2 separate regions of the Mus musculus genome follow, and region 2 is linked to region 1. A link is a loop called in an ENCODE intact Hi-C map of the cell type or tissue named here. Cell type or tissue: gastrocnemius. All regions are shown on one strand. Each heading gives the region's core, and the rest is flanking DNA. Links, peaks and the distances in the headings are about the cores only.

The links. A loop is a pair of places that touch in the nucleus more often than their neighbours do. Peaks named below come from ENCODE experiments on the same cell type or tissue, not always from the same donor. Only the 100,000 strongest peaks of a DNase experiment are listed, where the experiment ranks them.
Region 2: it touches region 1 in a loop (2.1-fold over the local background); 11 of 42 quality-filtered maps call a loop at or near these places.

What each region holds. Positions count from the first base shown.
Region 1 is chr4:117,117,920-117,125,949 of GRCm38, reverse strand. Btbd19 (BTB (POZ) domain containing 19) reads left to right here and starts at 292. Exons shown (of 8, transcript NM_001384196.1): 1 at 292-621; 2 at 1,810-2,011; 3 at 2,168-2,221; 4 at 3,672-3,731; 5 at 4,468-4,536; 6 at 4,621-4,752; 7 at 4,854-4,979; 8 at 5,089-6,731. The coding sequence starts at 536. The coding sequence ends at 5,223. It also overlaps a transcript of Tctex1d4 not described here. In gastrocnemius, for the core only: a CTCF peak has its summit at 4,625; DNase peaks (open chromatin) are centred at 4,667 and 5,318; H3K4me3 peaks cover 2,576 bases; H3K27ac peaks cover 3,489 bases.
Region 2 is chr4:117,014,000-117,022,029 of GRCm38, reverse strand. It overlaps Eif2b3 (eukaryotic translation initiation factor 2B, subunit 3), which reads right to left and starts at 2,628. Exons shown (of 12, transcript NM_001111277.2): 1 at 2,554-2,628. It also overlaps the pseudogene Gm12997. In gastrocnemius, for the core only: a CTCF peak has its summit at 4,088; a DNase peak (open chromatin) is centred at 2,622; H3K4me3 peaks cover 1,183 bases; H3K27ac peaks cover 1,035 bases.

The sequences.
Region 1 (8,030 bases), core at 2,755-6,754:
TAGGTTTGAGAATTTTCCCTGATGGGGTGATGTCTCGGGTGTTTCTAAAATGCAGCCGTGGGAAGGGATTAGAAAAGCAGAGGCCTTGGATTCTGAACTCAGTGTAGGCGGGGAGCCAGCCAGCACTAGGGCCCTCAGACTCATCTTAGGGCCCTTCTACTGCTGATTTTTTTCCCCCCCTGGGCGTATAGGGAGATGGGCGGGGCCTCCTCAGGCTCAGCTCCAGTTTCTATGGAAACCCACAGGCTTCCCACCCAGCTGCTGCCTGGGCAGATTCCCAACCTGGGCCTCATCCACCACCAGCCTCTCCCGGGATCATAGGCCTTTCTAGCCCCAGCTTCTTCTCTGGGTCCTGTCTGCATCTGCATCCCTTTCCTGAACCTCAGGCCTTCTTTAAGGACCTGGGCCTTTCTGCTCCTATATTTTAGCTCCTCGGCAAACAGGCCTCCAGCTCCTGCCCTCCCTCTCAGGTCTTTCTTGGCCTGGCTAGGCCTTCTAGACTGTTCCACCCTTTAACCTACTGCCCACTGCACTTATGGAGAACCCAGGACTGGTGGTACGTGGGCAGGCTGCACCCTTTTCCACAGCACTTCGAAGCCTCATCAACAACCCCCAGTACAGGTGAGGCAGTGGCCCCCTGGGGGGTTTTCCCTAGCTGGCCTGTGAATTTGAGGAGGCTAAGGGCAAGGAAGCCCGGGAAAGAACACTTGGCCTCCCTGGGGAACTCAGTCTGTGAGGAAGTCAGCTATAGAGGAAATTTACTTGTCTGTGGCCACACTACCCTGAGAGTCAGAGGCGGGGGTAGTGGCAGATAGAAGGGAGGGCAGCTGTGTGAACTCAGGCAATGCCTGAGTTCTCTGGCTTCTCCTCCACCCCCTCGGCCCTGAAAGATGGGTTATGATTTGATTCACCCCCATTGGGCTTTCGACTGAGCACTGGAACGTCTTATCTTGAAGAGACAGAGGTATGGATGGCTCTAGCGATTCATAAGAGGAACGAAGCCCAAAGGATCGAGCCGGAGACCCAGACAGGAAGTAGTTCAAGGTTTCCGACCACCCACTGCTTGCCCAAGAGACTAGTGCTGTCTGAAACCAGGAATAGAGTTCACTGGGGGCAGGGCTGGTCATGGGAGACAAGAACTCTGTTTCCCATCCCCAGACTCTCAGAGGCTGCCCTGCTCCCCAGGGTTAAGACTGCCATAATTCTCGGTTTTTTGAGGACAGGGTGCCACAGTCTGGCCTGAAGAGTGGAGCCTTAGGCAGGAGGCTTTGGAAGCTGAAGCGCTCGCTGCTGCCTCCTACCCCTACTTAACACAGAGGCTGGGGCCGGAAGTGATTATGAAGATGGAAAATGTGGTCTCACCTCATGATGGTGATCACTGTCATGTCTGTCTGCAGTCAGTGTGCTCTGTACCCCACATCCTCACACCCTCCCACAGGAAGAAGGGTAAAAATGCTGAGTTGGCATTTGGTGAAGGCGTCCCAAGAGGAGTGTCCTCTCCCCCAAGATTCAGACTGGGGAGACATCAACCTGGCTTGCATGAGCTCTGCTATCCCCCTACCCCCCCATCCCCCCGCCCCCTGTGAACCAAGCATAGTCCACTCCCTTGAGACCTGCCATCATGGCTGAAAAGTCTTAGAGTCAAAGATATAAAGTCACCGAGTGGAACTGAGACTAGAGCACAGGCTTGTGTCTTCCAGATGTAGGCTTTGACCTCACACAAAAAGAAGCCCTAGTGTGACAGAGGTAAAGCCAACAGTGTGATCTAGGTCTGAGATCCCCTCCCCTGGCCCTCCCTCTCTTCCACAGTGATATTTGCTTTGTGGTTGGTCAAGAACGGCAAGAGGTATTTGCCCACCGGTGCTTGTTGGCCTGTAGATGTAACTTCTTCCAGAGACTTTTGGGCCCTGGGGTACCTAGTCCTGTGGTGCTAAGCACTGTGCCTGCCGAAGCCTTCTTAGCTGTGCTGGAGTTCCTATACACCAACAGTGTCAAGCTGCACCAACACTCTGTGAGCCTACCAAGCAGAGGTCTGGGTGGGAGAGAAGATGAGGATGCCCGAGTCAGAAGGATGCCCATTATGCTGTGGGTTGAGGGGTGGGGGAAACTCCCTTCTGCTCCCTCAGCCACTCCCCTCTCCCTCCTCGCCCCCCCCCCCCCCCCGCAGGTGCTGGAGGTGCTGACAACAGCTGTGGAATATGGGCTGGAGGAACTTCGAGAGGTGAGTGTCTCAGGCAAGCCATCTTGTCTCCCTTGCCTTTCAGTTCATCGTCTCCTTCATAGTCTGACCTTCTCACACAGAGTATGATAGCTCTCTGTGTACACAGGATCTGTACATGCTCAGTGTGTGCTGAGTGAGCACAGGAAGTATTTATGGCTGGTTCTTCAGTGCAACGGTGAATTGGCTTTGGCCCATGATTGAATGGAAGGAGAGACATGAAAATGCTTAACATATATGGAGGCTTTGTGCTTCTGGCTTAGGGAGGATGGCAAGGTTAAGGCCAGCCTGAACTACCTAAGGAGTTCCAGGCTAGCCTGAGCTACAGAGTAAGAGTCTCAAAACCCTAGACTTAAAAGTAGGGGTCTAAGTGTGATGGGCAAACAGCTGATGTGTGGAGAGAGATTCTTGGAGAAGGAAACCTTTGTGTCAGAGCTGGAAGAACAAATAGGGTTTTGTTCAGGGGTGGGAAGATGACATTACAGTCACAGGACACTCAAGGAACTCCTTAGCTGTGTGGTGGACTGGGAACTTGGGTGTGGGGTGAGCTGGGAAGGGTACCAGGAAGCTGATTCACACAGGTGCTTCAAGAATCGGGACTTGCCGGGCGTTGGTGGTGCCCGCCTTTAATCCCAGCACTTGGGAGGCAGAGGCAGGCAGATTTCTGAGTTCAAGGCCAGCCTGATCTACAGAGTGAGTTCCAGGACAGCCAGGGCTACACAGAGAAACTCTGTCCAAAAAAAGGAAAAAAAAAAAAAAAAGAATCGGGGCTTTAGGCTGGGAGTGTAGGTCAGTGGCAGAGCACTTGCCTAGCATACTATAGGCTCTGGGTTTAATTCCTAGCACCAGCCAGGTGTGGTGGTGGTATGTACCTATATATCCAGCACCCAGTAGGCAGAATAGAGGAGGATAATTCTAAGCTCAGGGCTAACCTTGTCCACAGAGTGAGTTCTAAGCCAGCCAGGGCTACACAGCAAGACCCTGTCTCAACTCTTCCTTCCCTGGACTTTTGACGCAAGGATAGTGGAGATTCATTGAAAGTTTTTGGCAAGGGAAAGGGACTGAGAGAAGAGGGAAAGGAAAGGGCCTGTCAGATCAGTGCAGAAATCCAGAGGGTGTGGCCGAGGAGGAAATGGCAGTCCACAAGAGGTAGGTGGCCCTGAGAAGGGACAGCTGGCACTGCCCAGTGCCTTTTTGGAGGAAGAGACTGGAGTTTTTGGATGAGTTTTACCAGAGACAAGTGTACCAGAAGGTGCTTTGCTGGCCTCCAGGCCCTCTGGGCTTGCTAAATTACAGGTCTGAACAATTGCATCTGTTTTCCAAATCTGGGCGCTCAAGGTGGCGCTGGGGCTGCTGGGAGTCTGAATGAGTCATTGCTCCAAGCTCCATTGTTTCTGGGATAGGACTTGGAGTCTTGACACCGGCACACAGGTCGCTTCATTTCTGTCCCCAGCTCTGCCTGGAGTTTGTGGTGAAGGTGTTGGATGTGGAGCTGGTCTGTGAGGCTCTGCAGGTGAGTACTGATGAGCAGCCCTGTGGATGAATCTGATGTTTAGAATGTGGTCCTCCAATGGCCTATAGAATGGCCTCCTCCGTCAGAAGCCCGGACTGGTCTGTCTGTTAAAGAACAATATGTGCTCAAGGATATGCTTATGAAAGAAATTCTGCCTGTGCTCAGATCTGTAGGGTACAGAGTATATCAGTAAGGTCATATGTAGGACGAATAGGCTGGGAAAGGCAGGTGTGATGACACACACCTTTAACTCCAGTACTTGGAAAGCAGAAGCCAGAGTTCGAGACCTGCCAGGGCTACATAGTGATCTATTAAGAGTGGGAAAAAAGAGGTTGAAAGATGGTGGTGCATGCCTTTAATCCAAGCAGAGGCAGGTAGATCTCTGAGTTCAAGGCCAGCTTGGACTACAGAGTGAGTTCCATGACAACCAAGGTTACCTAGAGAAACTCTGTCTTGAAAAACAACAACAAAACAATTCTAAACATGGATAGTAGAAAGGTGGGGGTGTGGAGTTTAGAAGCCAAGCTTGGGCTCAAAGATGGAGTTTGAAAGACCTGAACATGGTCTCCTCTACCCCACACCTGTGTGCTCTGCACAAGGCACTTTGCCTACTTTCAGGAGACACTGCAGGTGCTGCTAGCCTTCTGTTTAGATTGTGCTCAGTGGCAGTACCTTGTGTGCAAATCTGGGTTATCCAGCTTCTTCAGTCTCTAGCCTAATCATACTCTGCTCTCAGGTTGCTGTAACCTTTGGCCTGGGGTCACTACAGGAGCGGTGCATAGCCTTTATAGAAGCTCACAGCCAGGTACAACTCCCCATCCTTATACTTGTAACTTGTAGCCCCCCCATGCCATTTTTTCTCTGCCCTGACCGACACACCGGCCCATAGGAGGCGCTCCGCACCCGTGGCTTTCTGGAGCTGTCCGCCACCGCGCTGCTGCCTGTGCTACGCAGTGACAAGCTCTGCGTGGATGAGACTGAGCTAGTCCAGGCAGCCCGAAGCTGGGCACGCGTGGGCGCCGTGAGTGGGACCTGGGGGGAGGGCGAGGACACCGAAACGGTGCAGGCCACGGGAACTCTGTAAGCGGGCAGCAGGCACGTGCTCAAGGCTCGCTTCCACAGGCGGTGTTAGAGCAACCCGTGGCTGAGGTGGCAGCTCCAGTGGTCCGAGAGCTGAGACTGGCTTTGCTTGCCCCGGCGGAGCTAAGCGCCCTGGAAGAGCAGAACCGACGGGAACCGCTCATCCCGGTGCGGACGCCAGTAACCAAACTCAGATCCACTCTGCCACGTGGGAACGAGGAGCAAGGGCGGGAGGCTTGGGACTTCGGTCTGCGTGGTGACCCGCTTTCCCCTACAGGTTGAACAGATTGTGGAGGCATGGAAGTGTCACGCCCTACGGAGAGGAGATGCGGCCCGGAGCGCGCCGTGCCGCCGGCGGAGGGGTACCCGGCCCCGGGATCACCATCGCTTTCTGGACCTTCGTTTCAAATGATCCACTTCCGGACCTTCCCAGGAAGTTGACTACATCCCAAACTACAGCTCCCGAGGTGCTCTGCGTTGGAGGTGGGCTTCCGCTCCCAGCAAGCTCAGCCGCCGGATACGGGAAGGACCGCTCTGCGTCTAGAGTGAAACCTAAGCCTCTGTGGAAGAGTAGGGATTGCGCAATGGGCCCAAAGTTGTGGCTTGGGTGATGTCCTGAGACCGGAAACGAGGGTGGCCTTTGTTGCATAAGCTCATGCGGCATTCTGCAAGTCGATCATTCCTCTACGCCCCTCTACTCGGATGACGCGATCTCTATGTAGCTCATCCTCTTTAACAAATCAGCTTCAGGCTCAGCGCAAATTCGAGCTTCTCACCATCTTTCCCAACCCTGGAAATAGTGTTAATCTTTTGTGCGGATCTGGAACCCGGACCTCATTCTTGCCTACCTCATGCCTTTTCTCCCTTCTAGGGTCTCTTCTGCTGTTACCCTAGCCAGTGCCCCTCACTCCTTTCTCTGTCAGGGGACAGTATCCATCCCTATGATGGTCCCATCGCTTTGATTGTCAAGCTTTTCCTCCTGAGCCCTTTAACGTCCATACTGCTTTCCAGGACAGCCTACAAAATTTCCTTGAGATTTAGCAATCCTAAACTCTGCGTTTGGGAGTTCCAGAATTATTGGGGGGTGGGATGGGTTGTCGACAATCTCTCACTGTAACCCCATCTGACCTAGAGCTATTTAGGACAGACTAGCTTTGAACTCACTGCGCTCCGACTGCCTCTGCCTCCCTGGTACAGAGATTAAAGGCGTGTACTATCGCTCCTAATTCTGGCTTTACATAAAAATATATTGCTTATGAATTAAAGATGAATATTTGTATTCTGTCAAGATGGAAAAGGTGGCTGCCCAGTGGGACCACTCCTGGCACCCTTCTTTGGATCATGAACACTGAAAGTAATTTGCTGCTTGCTTGCCTGTTCCATGCTTTTGCTTCCTTTACATCAACTTTAGAAGCCATGTACTAATCTGTACTAATACTGCGCTTCCATTAGCTTTGCTGTATTGTGATGAAAAGGCTTTTGAAATTATTATTATTTTATTTTATTTTATTTTTTTGGTTTTTTTGAGACAGGGTTTCTCTGTGTAGCCCTGGCTGTCCTGGAACTCACTTTGTAGACCAGGCTGGCCTCAAACTCAGAAATCCGCCTGCCTCTGCCTCCTGAGTGCTGGGATTAAAGGCGTGCACCACCACGCCCGGCCTCTAAATTATTTTTGGGAGCTTGGAGAGTCTTCAGATTGCTTTAAAGCACCCATCCTTTTCCTTGAGGATAGAAAGCTTTTGTTCATGCAGGCTGTCTTCTGGACATGTGTTCTGCGAGGCAAGCATAGCATGGCGGCATACATAGGTAAATGTCAGCACTTGGGAAGTGGACGGAGGAGGATCAGCAGTTTGAGGCTAGCCTAGGTTAGTTACAAGGTGAGACCTGTTTCAAAAAATAAACTGAGCATGATGTTACACAGCTTTAATGTCAGCATTCAAGTTTCTGGTTTGGTAAATCAACTTTGGGAATGTTGGTAAACAGAACTGACCGAGTGGAACCCTGGACCGCAGCCACTGTTCTCCCTGGTTCTCTTGACAATTGCTTGACTGGGACCTAGCTCTGTCTTCCCTCCTAGGGTCTGGGTTTGGTAAATTGTTGCTTCTAATGTTACTGTTTTGTTTTCAGAGAGGGGCAGAGCACCCCATTTAGACTGAGCAGCACAGGACAGCTCTCAGGCAGTAGCCGGACCACACAGGAGCCGTATTACTACCCCTTGTGCAGGTCTCATCTCTGCTACTTTTTTTATTTTCTTGGATTTTGAGAAAGGGTCTCTCTGTTTAGCCCTGATTGTTGAAATCACTACATCCACCAGGCTGGCCTTGAACTCACAGGCTGGTCTTAAACTCATAGCAGTTCTCCTGTTTCAGCCTTCCGAGGATACCAGTGACATTACCAGTGTGAGCTGCTACACTCAGTAGCATCCAGTTCTTCTTGAAGGATGGCTTGGGGTTAGGACAAAGGAAGTCGAGGAAGACTCTATGTAGAGCCAGGCCATGGGGGTGGGTGCACACCTTTTATCTGAGCACTCGGGAGGTAAAGGTAGGCAGATCTCTGAGTTCTAGACCAGCCTTGTCTACAGAGTTCCAGAACACCCAAAGCTACACAGAGAAGCCCTGTTTCAGAAACAAACAAACAGACAAAACAGGTCCTAGGCAGAAGAAATGACACGTTCAAAGTTATGGTGATACAAATATTAGTGAAGTATTCTTGTCCAGAAGTGTGGTGTGTTTTTAGAAGGCTGTGTTTGGCAGTGGAGGCTAGCCCTAGTGGAGCTTGGAAAGGGATTGAGTTTAAGCTAAGGACTAGGGAGCCGTGAAAGGCTGCTAAGCCAGAAGGTAAAGTAGGGCTAGGTGCTACGCAGGTTGAGCTGACTTTACAAGTATGGAACTTCTCACCCCAGGCTAGATGAGATCAGTGGCCAAGGCTGACTGTGCCTGGGGGTTCAGCTCTGACTGGACTTGCTTAGTGACACCTTCATTCTTCAGGACCACACTGATCATGCAATCAGGGTAAAAACTTTCAACACAGCTGTGAACAATGTTTCTGAAAGGAACCGCGCCTTCTGCGAGGCTGATTAAGTGATCAGGACCACATGATGTGGGGCGGTTGGAATGCTCCAAATCTAGAGCCATTTTATCTTGGAACATCTTTGGCCCCCACAAGAGCCATTTATTGTCCTCCGAAGGTGACATCACATCTTTGTGACTATTAGGCAAA
Region 2 (8,030 bases), core at 2,053-6,052, 100 kb after region 1:
AAACACTCCCTCACGGTAGCAAAGATTGTTCTCGCCTTCTCTGGCCAACAGTTTTAGCTCTGATCTCAGTAAAAGCAGATAATATAAATTTAAAACTTCTGGTCCTCGCCCTTGAGTTGTTTATAGTTAAGAACAGACAAATTCAAGTGCCAGTGGTGGTGGCATATTTAATCCCAGCACTTGGGAGGCCGAGGCAGGCGCATCTCCATGAGTTCAAGGCCAGTCTGCTCAACAGAGTTAATTCCAGCACAGCCAAAACTACACGTGAGACCCTGTCTCAAAAACACAAGCTTCTTTAGGGTCTGGCTGGAGAATTGTAGTTCTCACCCTTCATAAAGGAAATGGTCCTTTGCAAAAGATTTAGATCATCACAGAAGACCACAACTGATCAAAACAAAGAGCTGTGGAGCCTGGTCCCAACTAATACCTGTAAGAAAGTCCCGCAGCCAAGGCTCCGTGATCATTAAAAAGACAGAGGGACAGGAGGTTTGCTAGATATGGTCTGTGTCTCCTAGATATGCCAGAGACTATACAGCCATAAAGTGTCACCAACATGGCTTCCTAAACGAGACCTGAACAAGGATAACACCAACTGACATGTTAATGTCTGGGAGGGAAAGCTTACAAGGCCTCAACCCTAAGCAAAAAAAAAAACTACAGGCAACTAAGAAATTCTGAGAGCAAGTGAAATAGTGAACATCAATTGATTATCCAATACCAAATGACCAGTCCTGGGGAAATACACATAATCAACATGATTATGAGAGAGCAGCTGTAGTTATGTATTTAGGAATATACACATCCACACATTCATGAAGCTGTTGGGATTAAATGAGGGCTCACTTGTCTGGTATTTATGAGGCCTTAGGCTGGATCCCCTACACAAGAATAAAAAAGTATTTCTCTATAAGACATGCAAAGTAACGTTCATCCTATCACACGCACTATATACATGTTTCATATTATTGGACAGATGCTGGATCACGGAAAACACACTATACCAACTAAAATATACTGTGCTATAACTCTGGGTTTTCTTTTGTAACAAATACTTATTTTTTTTTTAATTTTATGTGTGTGTTGAGTGCACATATGGAGTCAGATCCCCTGTAAGTGGAGTTATAGATGGTTCTGAGCTATCATGTAGGTGCCGAGAACTGAACCTAGGTCCTTTGGAAGAATATACGCTGCTTTTAATCACTGAGGCACCTCTCCAGCCCCCTATAGGTCCTTTTTAAGTGGACAGGTATTATTACGCTGTCATAGCTAGTGTGATGGCCTTTCCTAGATGTGACCCTCACTACAGATCAGTACATGCAACCTGGTGGTTCCAGACTCTAGAACCACTTCTAGAGGTCATCATATTGATGCTTGTGAATCTAGTGCCAATACCTGGTTATAAAGTGTGAATTAACCTCCTGGGCTCAAGTGATTCCCAGTCTTACCACCTTAGCAGCCAGAACTGCAGGTCTACGGCTACTCCTGCTTTAGGCTGGTTTTCTCCTGGGACAAGTAACCAAGTAGCAAAACTCTTTAAAAAGACTCTGCTCAGAAATCATCTTGCATAGCATGAAGCTACAACTAACTTTTTGCACACCAATGATGGGACTTCTTTCACCTGCTGCTTCTACTATACTCTGTACGGACTGTGTCAACCTTTATAGGCTTCACTGCAGGCATTCATTTAAATGCCTATTAAGAGTGAGTTCCTTGAAGTTGGGGACTATGTGTTGTCAGGATACACCCAGTCAGATGCCAGATACTATATGTGGAATGAGCATCTGTGAACCTCACAGCAACCCCACATTAGTGTTAAGCTCAAATGTGTACAAGAACACATTTGGAACCCAGGTGGCTAGAACCTAAAGTTCCTGTTCTCAATCTCTGGGTTAAGGAGGAAAAAAAAAAAAAAAGACGCAACCTAAGAAACAAGAATACTTATGAACCTAACCAATCATAAGGCTAGACTTAAAAGTTTCAACTTTACCGTCGTGACTCCCAATACCAAGTCGATGAGTCTCACCAGCCTCCAAGTTTTACAGGAGGCGTTTACAGAGTCCCAGTCATGCCTTCCTCACAGTTGCCGTCTTCTGTCCTAAATTGTAAGATCGGCTACTGCATTGTAATTGGTTTGCCAAACCTTTGCGCGCTGCCTAAAAGGGCCTTACTGTATCCCATTTAGTCCCTGCCTTGAGCCCAAATAAATGTGGGACGAATAAATAATGTGGAAACCATGTCAGCAAGGCACCAAGGGAGTCTAGTGCTCACTCGGTGTGACTTCGGGCAGAACTGTCCCTCCCTGAAACTCAGTTTTTCCATCTGTTGCACAAGGCTTGGACTCTCCAGTCCCCCAGTCGGGACGCATGGCTCTACGGCCAGGGCCGGCAGTGTCTCGCCCGGCGATTTCGGGAGCGCAGTCCCTGTCTGCCTACTCGGGTCCTGCTCGGCTAGCTGGCCTCCCTCACAGGAACCCGGCTTTCCAGCATCCGCGCGCCGCTCTCCCTGCTCAGCCAGCTCGTGCCCCGCCTGGCACCGCACTAGCCCCGGCTTTACCTCAGCTATCCGCACGCCGCAGCCTCTCCCAGCGCTCCCCACGCCGCCTCTGGCTGACAAGCCAAGAGCGCAGGCGCGCGGTGGCCGAGCGGTTCGATACGACGCGCCGACTCAGGAAGGAGGAACGAGTGCCGAGTAATAGATGGCAGAAGGCAAGGATGCTCTTGCGGAGCGTGCCGGAGACCAAGCGACCGACGAGCCGTGGCGTGGAGTTTCTGTATTGCTGCCTAGTGCTTGTTAAATGTCCCCTTCAATCTCTAACGTTTCGGAGTTGCCATTCTAAATCCCAGCCTCACGGCACTGTAAATTTGGCTTGTCAATACTTTTTGTTTTGTTTTGTGATTTTTTTTTTTCAAGACAGGGTTTCTCTGTGTAGCCCTGGCTGTCCTGGAACTCACTCTGTAAACCAGGCTAGCCTCGAACTCACAGAGAACCGCCAGCTGCAATCTCCCCTGCCTCTGCCCCCGGTAGACTGGGATTAAAGACCTGCACCAACACTCATAGAAGATTCAAGAATTTAAAAAAACAAAGCAAAACAAAACACCTACTAAATTCCCTTGCAAGCCAGCGGTTGGTTAGGCTTCTAGTGTGCAAGATGCCTGATTTGGCCTTTGTGTCAGCAAACTTTAGCCATTCAAACAATAAATTCATTTCTGATAGTGTGAGAACCGGACTTAGAGCGTTTCTCCCTGGGAGGTAAAGCCCCTAAAACATTCCCCCAAGCTTGTTTTCCCTGTTCTCTAAAAATACAGCTAGAAAGAAGCTCTTTGTTCTCTATAGCCAGCAAAAAGCCTTTTTGTTTCTATACCTTACAACCAGAGATGCGATAATTGTAATTTTACCAAGGATACCCGGCAGAGAAGAGCTGTTGAGTTATTGGGGTGCGGGCCAGCTCATCCCGGGACTTGAGCTGAGGCCCAGCTTTGGGGGTCTTACAATAGCACTTAATGGTTTGAAGAGAGTAAGTCGGGTTGAGCCTTGGGAAAGAGCCTTGCAAGCTGACTAGACAGCAAGTGCAAAGATCCTGCCCGTGGTGGTGAATGCCTATAATCCCAACACTTGGGAGGCAGAGGCAGGCCTATGTCTGTCAGTTCGAGGCCAGCCTGGTCTACAGAGTGATTTCCAGGACAGCAGGGCTACACAGAGAAACCCTGTCTCAAAAAACAAAAAAACAAAAAAACAGCAACAAACAAACAAATCCCAAAAGAAACCCCGGAGTTCAATAAAGAGTAGGAAGGGCACTGCAGCAGAAATAAAGTGAGAGGGGAAGTGGGTGAGTAAAGGCTACCAGAGGGAGCCAGATGGAGGAGACCAGAGAATTCAGACCCCACCGGCTTGTAGGCTATAGCAAGGAACATAAGTTTTTTCTGTGGAATGTATAATGAACATAACGTAAGAAAACAGAGACAGAAGCACTCTTTTTTAATAGCTTCTTAACTCAGATAGCACAGGAGGAAACAAGCCCCATGGTGTCTGCAGCCCAGGGCCTACAGTCCTGTCTTCATATTGGCATATAAAAGCTTTTAGTGTGGTTGTGCATGGTATTGCATGTCTGTGATCTCAAAGGCTGAGGGAGAAGGACTGTAAATCCTGAGCTAAATAAGGAGACCTGTCTCAAAAGTAGGAGTGGGGAGTGGGGACACCACAACGGTGACAACTTAAAGGGAGCATGAGTCTAAACTGGAATTTCACAGTCTGAGCCTAGGCCTGGGCCTGGACCTTTGATTGAGCCTTGGCCTTGACTCAAGCTATTTTGAATGATTGCTTATTTGATCAGAAATTATTGAGCAGATGAACATTATATGACAAGTTTTGTCTGTTGTTGTTGTTGTTGTTATTTATTACTATTACTATCATCCCTTTGAGATAGAGTCTCACAAGGCCCAGGCTGTCCTCAAACTTTATACCTGAGGCTGGCCTTGAGCCCCTGGTCCTCCTTTATCCACCTCTTGACTGGTGGGATTACAGGTGTATACTACCATAGCTGGCTTATGTAGCACTGGGTATCACACCCAGCGCCTGGAGCACACTAGACAAGTACTCTATCAACTTTACTATGTCTATAGCCAACAAGGTTTTGAAAGATCATGGAAGTTTCTAAGTCAAGAAGTCTCTGGAAACAAGGAAGGAGACCACATAAAAAGCAGTGATTGCCTGAAATACCCCAAATATCCAAGCTACCCTAAAATCCTGAATTTAGACAAATCTTAAAATTGTGAGAGAAAAAAATAAAAGTTGCTGTTCTTTTTTTTTTAAGAATTATTGATTTATTTTATGTATGTGAATACACTGTAGCTGTCTTCAGACACACCAGAAGAGGGCATCAGATCTCCACTATGGATGGTTGTGAACCACCATGTGGTTGCTGGGATTTGAACTCAGGACCTCTGGAAGAACAGTCAGTGCTCTTAACCACTGAGCCATCTCTCCAGCCCCCAACAGTTGCTGTTCTAAGCACTAAATTTTGGGGTAGTTAGTTAAACTGCAGTAAATAGCCCAGACATTCTCTCCTCTGACTGTTCTGGAACTCACTCTGTAGACAAGGCTGGCCTTGAACTCAGAGATTTGCCTGCCTGTAGCTCCAAGTGCTGAGTTTAAAGGCATGCAACACTCCCACCCAACTAATTTCTTAATCTTTTGAAAGCTCTCCCGGTTCCTTTTTTTCTCCAGTTTTCTTCCTTCCTTCTTTCCTTTCCTTTTAACTTTTAGCTTTTTCCTCTCTGCATGTGTATCTGTGTGAGAATGTCTGATCTCTTGGAGCTGGCGTTACAGAGGAGGAGGAGGAGAATTATCTCAGGTCTAAGGTAAACCCTATGTGAGCTACAATGTGGGTGCTGAGAATTGACCCTGGGTCCTCTGGAAGAGGAGCCAGTGCTCTAACCACTGAGCAATCTCTCCAGCCCCTTTTCCAGTTCTCTTAATCTTGAGTTGCTTTAGTATTTACCAGTTAGAAGACAGTCTGGTTTCTGTATTGAGAATAAAGGCATATGTTCATGAATGCCTTTAATCCTAGCACTTGGTAGACAGAAACAGGCAGAACTCTGTGGTGCCAGCTTGGTCTATATAGAAAGTTCCAGGCCAGCCAGTGAGACCTTGTCCCAAATTAATAATTTGTGTGGTGGCTCAAACCCTTAATCCCAGCCTGGTCTACGGAGTGAGTTCTAGGACAGCCAAGACTACTTAGAGAAGCTCTGTCTCCAATCGCAACAACAACAAACAAAGACTAATTGAAATATAAATAAATTAAGGAATTTGACTTTGACATTTGTCAGAACACCTAATATATGTCAAGCAATGCCTTAGATGCTGGGAGTAAGAGCACTCGGTGAGAAAGCAAGGGCTTGGAGTTCCCCCCAGACTTTAGCCAGAAGAAAAGGAACTAGGGGGCTGGAGAGATGGCTCAGTGGTTAAGAGCGCTGACTGCTCTTCCAGAGATCCTGAGTTCAATTCCCAGCAACCACATAGTGGCTCACAACCATCTGTAATGGGGTCTGATGCTCTCTTCTGGTGTGTCTGAAGACAGCAATGGTGAGTACATAAAATAAATAAATAAATTTTGGGGGAAAAAAGGAATTAGAAAAAAGGAAAGAAAAGAAAAGGACCCAGGGTCAATTAGGCCTGGGGCAGGGTATCTCTAACCCATGGTGCCCTACACAGAGCTAGGCTTGGTCCCTGCTCCTGCTCCAGTTCCTTGGTCAGTGACTGTTCATATTAAACAGTCTCCAGTACTTCCAGGAACCTGAGGTTCACTGCTGTGGGAAATGCCTCCTGTTTGGTTTCAACATTATATTCTGGGTCCTGGGGGCCCTGTTCCTGGCCATCGGCCTCTGGCTCTGGGGCTAGAAGGACATCTCTCCAACATTTTTGTGGTGGTTGGGGGAGTCATGTTAGGCTGGGGTTTGCTGGCTGCATTGATTGAGGCCCTCTGGGAGAATACCTTCTTTGTGGAGATTTTGGTGACAGTTATGCTGGCCTCCATTTCCAGGGACTGGACTCGAGACTGGCTCGTTATCATCATCAACAGTGTGAAAGCCTGCCAGGGCAATAGTGGCCTCCAGAACCCTAATCACTTAGAATAATGGTCTTGCTGCCGAGTCTGAGGGCCCAATGACTAGAACCCCAATATCTACTTTATTTACACGGATGTGAACCTGAACTGGGAACACTGGAGTGTCCCTCACCCTGTGCCAGGGCCTCTGTGGGAGATCCCCTCCATTCCCAGTGTGATAACATGACATCTGGCTCAGACGACAGCTAGAGTAGCAAGCTGGTCACAGTGGCTGGGATCTTCATAGGATCACTCTCCTCCACACTTTTGGCATCTTCCTGGTAAGGAAGGCCAGCTGGTGAGACTGCTGAGAAGCCATGGCCATACGCCTGTCCTGATGGAAGGTTGGCTGATGCCTCCAGTGACTCTCTGCTTTGCTCACAATGGCAAGACCAGCAAGATGTTTGCTTTGGCCTGAGCTGAGAGATTTCATGAGTGTGGTGCTTGCTTCCCATGGAGGGAGCTATTGTGTCTGTGTAGAGGTTGCTTGTCAGTGGAGCTCTGTAAGTAGAGGGGATACAAGTGTCTTGGGGGAGCCACTCTCCTGCAGCTGTACAGGTTACTAGAGAGCGTAGCTAGATAGGGTGTGAGAATGCTACCCTGGAAAATCCACCCACCCCTCTTCCCCATCCTGGGACCCACATCTGTGAATGGTTGTGTTGGGTAAGCTTAGGCACATACTGTTCCACTGGCCATTGTTTGCCTCGACAATGTCAGAGCTTTCTTCTCTGCTAGGCGACTTTTGTTTGGCCTCATCATTCTGTACTCTGAAGGGTATCTAAGATTTTTTTTTTCTCTTGAGATAGTGCAATGGTTAAGAGCACTGGCTATTCTTCCAAAGGACCTGGGTTTGGTTCCCAGCACCCACGTGGTGGCTTAAAACCATTTGTAACCCCTGTTCGGAGCATCTGATTCTTTTTTCTGGCCTCCAAGAGCACCAGGCATGCATGTGATACACAGACATACATACAGGCAAAACATCCATGCACAAAATAAAATAAGATAAAATAAAAGAGATTTTCTAGCCTGCCTGGAAGGTTAACATGTAGTAATGATAATTTATGGCCAATAAACACTTTGAAGCAGTGGTGGTGCCTCACACCTTTAATCCTAGCACTCAGGAGGCAGAGGCAGGTGGATTTCTGAGTTCGAGGCCAGCCTCGTCTACAGAGTGAGTTCCAGGACAGCCAGGGCTACACAAAGAAACTCTGTCTTGAAAAACATAAAAAATTAAAAATAATAAACAGTTTGAAACACAAACAAACAAACAAACAAAAAAGAGTTCAGTTGGGGCTGGTGAGATGGCTCAGTGGGTAAGAGCACCCGACTGCTCTTCCAAAGGTCAGGAGTTCAAATCCCAGCAACCACATGGTGGCTCACAACCATCCATAACAAGATCTGACTCCCTCTTCTGGAGTGTCTGAGGACA